Regions from separate parts of the Homo sapiens genome. Here region 2 is linked to region 1. Evidence: read pairs that join two places in POLR2A ChIA-PET (ENCODE). Cell type or tissue: GM12878. All regions are shown on one strand. Region 1 overlaps FANCD2 (FA complementation group D2). Region 2 overlaps VHL (von Hippel-Lindau tumor suppressor).

Evidence for each region. ChIA-PET counts read pairs that join two places held together with the same protein. Peaks named below come from ENCODE experiments on the same cell type or tissue, not always from the same donor. Only the 100,000 strongest peaks of a DNase experiment are listed, where the experiment ranks them.
Region 2: POLR2A ChIA-PET joins it to region 1 with 5 read pairs; 5 of 35 experiments call an interaction of 5 or more read pairs at or near these places.

What each region holds. Positions count from the first base shown.
Region 1 is chr3:10,059,710-10,062,209 of GRCh38, forward strand. FANCD2 (FA complementation group D2) reads left to right here. Exons shown (of 44, transcript NM_001018115.3): 19 at 585-694; 20 at 2,442-2,500. Among named protein-coding and RNA genes, the nearest start is that of FANCD2, 35 kb to the left of the region's middle. In GM12878, no CTCF peak of the experiment used is centred here; no DNase peak of the experiment used is centred here.
Region 2 is chr3:10,143,572-10,146,071 of GRCh38, forward strand. The region is part of intron 1 of VHL (von Hippel-Lindau tumor suppressor); the gene reads left to right. Among named protein-coding and RNA genes, the nearest start is that of VHL, 3.0 kb to the left of the region's middle. In GM12878, no CTCF peak of the experiment used is centred here; no DNase peak of the experiment used is centred here; H3K4me3 peaks cover 2,099 bases; H3K27ac peaks cover 292 bases.

The sequences.
Region 1 (2,500 bases):
GCAGGAGAATGGCATGAAGCCGGGAGGTGGAGCTAGCAGTGAGCCAAGATGGCGCCACTGCACTCTAGCCTGGGTGACAGAGCGAGACTCCTTCTCAAAGAAAAAAAAAAAAAGTCCCCATTTCACAGATGTAAAAATTAAAACTTGGAGAGATGAATTGACTTGCTAAAGACACACAGGGCTGGGTATGGTGGTTCACACCTGTAATCCCAGCATTTTGGAAGGCCAAGGCTGGTGGATCACCTGAGGTCAGGAGTTCACCAGCCTAGCCAACATGGTGAAACCCCATCTCTACTAAAAATACAAAATAAGCCGGGCATGGTGGCGGGTGCCTGTAATCCCAGTTACCCAGGAGGCTGAGGCAGGAGAATCGTTTGAACCTGGGAGGCAGAGGTTGCAGTGAGCCGAGATTGCCCCTTTGCACTCTAGCCTAGGCAACAAGAACGAAAGTCCGTCTCAAAAAAAAAAAAAAACAGTTAGTAAACGGTAAACGCCTTTATAGTCTAGCTATATGGCTCGATATCCATACCTTCTTTTGCTGTGCCATTCCAGCATTTTCATCTTTCTTCATCATCTCATTGCAGGATGACATGCACTTGGTGATAAGAAAGCAGCTCTCTAGCACCGTATTCAAGTACAAGCTCATTGGGATTATTGGTGCTGTGACCATGGCTGGCATCATGGCGGCAGACAGGTACACGTGGAGATTCTGACTTCTGTGGTTTAAGATCAGTTAATCTTGCTAACTAAGTGTTACATCTCATAGACATCATTTTAGCAGTAGAAGTTACAACTATAAATGAGCAAATGTGTTTTGCTACTTTTCCATGTTCCCTTCTAATCGTGACTGTATATATTACCATGTATATGTTTTGCTGGAATGTGATCCTAGCCATTACAGTCTGTGGTTAAAAATTAAGGATTGGCTAGAGGTAAAATTCTAGAAATCTTTGCACAAAATGGGAACCCTGATTCTTTTAGAATGCATTTTTCTTTATCTGCTCCTGATATAGGCACTAGACAATGCAGGTGTCTACATTGCTGTGTCATTCCTGTCGGGAACTTTATACATTTGATACAAATAAGATCTTGTGTATTTCCCCTCACCTTGTTCCTTGAGGCCCCATTTGTAGAATCTAAAGAAATATCGGTTTGGGGGCTTGATAAGATGTTGCCATTACAAACCGACATTGGATTTCAGTTCATGCTCCTTGGAATTTATTTTCTGAGACATCAGGAGACATCTTTAGAATCCACATTGTGGAATCCTAATTAGGGAAAAGGAGTCACAATGGTGGGAGCAAAGAAAGCAAAGACAAAGTATGTAAGTCTGCCTTTTTTCATGGTGCAGGACATGCAGCCCTCCTGCGCCCAACTTAATCACCAGACACCTGCAAGTTAGCTCACTGCAACTTTGGCATTATCAGTACTGCACAAAGCCCTCTTCGGCATACAGCATACATCATAAATACTACTCTAGAAATCCCCAGCAAGCCGTTGTTTCCTTGCAGTCAGCTCCTCTATTGCTGGCTGCCCAGTGCTTTCTTGCAACGTACTTTTATACTTTCTCTAAGAAATCTGCCTTTCTTTACCTACAACTGTCTTAGTAAATTCTCCCTCTAACCCCACCCCAACCGCCACCGGCTCAGATAGTCATCACTCCCCTGTGACACACATTAATAATGGGAAGAGGTTGCAGAGTGTGCAACTCTAGTTAAGAGTTCAGTCAGTGAAGCCATACTGGTTGCCCAGGGTCAGATTCTGGCTCCATTGTTTATTAGCTGAATTACCTTGGGTAAGTTACTTTATCTCTCTGCCTTTGTAGACTCACATCAGCAATAAGGATAATAATAGGATTTACCTCATAGAGTCATTGAGAACATTAAAGGGTTAGAACAATGTTTAGTACATAATATGCACTAATTAAGTGCTTCCTCTAATTATTGCTAATTTGCCCTTAAAAAATATGTACGAAAAAGAAAAAAGAAAAAAATATATAGGATAACCATCCTTTGCTCTAATCTGTATTTTGTATGGACAAAATAAATACTCTTCGCTGCCTTCATGCACTTTTATCTTTACCCTACCCTAGGGAAGTCAGAATTCTTAAACTTATTGGCAGTTGTTACAAAATATTACAAAAGTGAAATTAAAATTCTGTGTTTTTACCAAACACCGCATGTTCTCACTCATAGGTGGTAATTGAACAATGAGAACACATGGACACAGGAAAGGGAACATCACACACCGGGGAATGTTGTGGGGTGGGGGAGGGGGGAGGGATAGCATTAGGAGATATACTTAATGCTAAATGACGAGTTAATGGGTGCAGCACACCAACATGGCACATGTATACATATGTAACAAACCTGCACGTTGTGCACATGTACCCTAAAACTTAAAGTATAATAATAATTTAAAAAAAAATTCTTTGTTTTTAGAAGTGAATCACCTAGTTTGACCCAAGAGAGAGCCAACCTGAGCGATGAGCAGTGCACAC
Region 2 (2,500 bases), 84 kb after region 1:
CAAGTAACTGGGATTACAGGCACGCACTACCATTCCCAGCTAATTTTTTGTATTCTTAGTAGAGACAGGGTTTCACCATGTTGGCCAGGATGGTCTCCATCTCCTGCGCTCGTGATCTGCCTGCTTCGGCCTCCCAAAGTGCTGGGATTACAGGCGTGCTGGGATTTCGGCCACAACGTCCGACCGAAAGTTTTTAAGCAGGGACATGACATTGTCAGATTTATATACTGAAAAGCTCACCCAGGTTGCCAAGTGGTTTGGAGGGGAAAGACTGCTGTCGAGGAAGCAGTTAGGTAGTTGTGAAAACCCAGGTGAGGAATAACTAGGCCTTACCTAAGGTGCAGGCAGTAATCTTGCCATGGCCTTTAAGCAGAGAAGTAGTCCTAGTGTCACTTAATCTTTACAAAGGATTTTTGCAAGGATCCCGATCTTTCTTCCTTGAGGGTGGTGTACTTAATACACTTTTACACCAGACTTCTAATGTTAGATGAAGAACACAGTATTTCCAGGGATCAACATTTCTGTAGGCTCCTATTTTATATAGGAAATTGTATGAATTTTGTATTTTACTCCAAAATTTTTCTGTGCCCGATTTAATATAAAAATTTACTGAGCCTGGGTGCAGTGGCTCATGCCTGTGATCTCAGCACTTTGGGAGGCTGAGGCAGGAGGATTTCTTGAGCCCAGGAGCTGGAGACCAGCCTGTGCAACATAGTGAGACCCTGTCTGTATTTAAAAAAAAAAAAAATTCTTGAAAAATTAGCAGGGCACATTCCTGCCTTTAGTCCCAGCTACTTGGGAAGCTGAGGCAGGAAGATCACCCGAACCCAGGAGTTGGAGGCTACAGTGAACTATGATGGTGCCTCTGAATAGTTGCTGTACTCTAGTCTGGTAACACAGCAAGACCCTGTCTCTCTATCTTGTCTTTTTTTTTTTTTTTTTTGAGACAGGATGTCCTGCTGTTGCCTGGGCTGGAGTGTGGAGGCTGGAGTTTGGTGGCATGATCACGGCTCATTGCACCCTTAACCTGGGCTCAAGCAGTCCTCCCAGAGCTTCAGCTTCCCAAAGTAGCTGGGACTATAGGCATGCTCCACTATGTCTGGCTAATTTCTTTTTTTATTTTTATTTTTAGTAGAGATGAGGTCTTGCTATGTTGCCCAGGCTGAGACCTCATCTCTTTTTTATTTTTTTAAAATTTTTTATTATACTTTAAGTTCTAGGGTACATGTGCACAACGTGCAGGTTTGTTACATATGTATACATGTGCCATGTTGGTGTGCTGCACCCATAGAGACCTCGTCTTAAAAAAAGAAAATAACATTACTTTTGAAGGTACTTAATGCACTGAATTGTACATTTAAAAATGGTTAAAATGGTAAATGTTTGAGGCAGGTAGATCCACCTGAGGTCAGGAGTTCAAGACCAGCCTGACCAATATGGTGGAACCCTGTCTCTGCTAAAAATACAAAAGTTAGCTGCATGTGGTGGCATGCGCCTGTTTAGTCCCAGCTACTCGGGAGGCTGAGGCAGGAGAATTGCTTGAACCTGGGAGGCGGAGGTGGCAGTGAGCCAAGATCACACCACTACACTCCAGCCTGGGCAACAGAGCAAGACTCCATCTCTAAATAATAAATAAAATGGTAACTTTTATGTATATTTTACCAAAATTTAAAAAATTACAAGTTTACATTTCTTAAAATTTCCCATCAAATCTGTAAGTAAATTTATGCCCCGAGGAACAAGTGCTATATTTATTCTAAGACAACCTCCTCCTTCCTTAAACAGAATCTTAGGGCTGGAGGATTGCTTCCTGCCCTCTTTTGTTTGTGATGTATGCATTTTGAAAATTCTGGGCCAGGCGCAGTGGCTCACTCCTGTAATCCCAGCACTTTGGGAGGCCGAGGCGGGCGGATCATAAGATCAGGAGATTGAGACCATCCTGGCTAATACGGTGAAACCCTGTCTCTACTGAAAATAACAAAAAATTAGCCGGGCGTGGTGGCGGGCACCTGTGGTCCCAGCTATTTGGGAGGCTGTGGCAGGAGAATGGCATAAACCTGGGAGGCGGAGCTTGCAGTGAGCCGAGATCGTGCCACTGCACTCCAGCCTGGGCGACAGAGCAAGACTGCATCTCAAAAAAAAAAAAAAGAAAAAGAAAAGAAAATTCTGGTATAATTTACATACAGTAAAATGCACAGATCTTAGGGTTTGATGAGTTTTCTCTCGACATGTTTTTGCACTTCCTTGTTTTTGAGAAGCACTGATTTGAGAAGTCAGTGGCTTTTTCTCTTTAGTTTGCAGGGTTTGCTGTGATTTGTAATCACGTACTTGACCTAGGCTTCCCTTTTCCACCATGGTAGCAGAAAGGGCATGGGATTGAGAGCTTTAAGTACGCGCTCTTTGCTTACTGTCTTATACCTTGAGCATGTCACTTCTCTCAGACTTGTTTTCTCATCTGTAAATGGATCTGTTGTGAGGACTGACTGAGATAATGTTACTA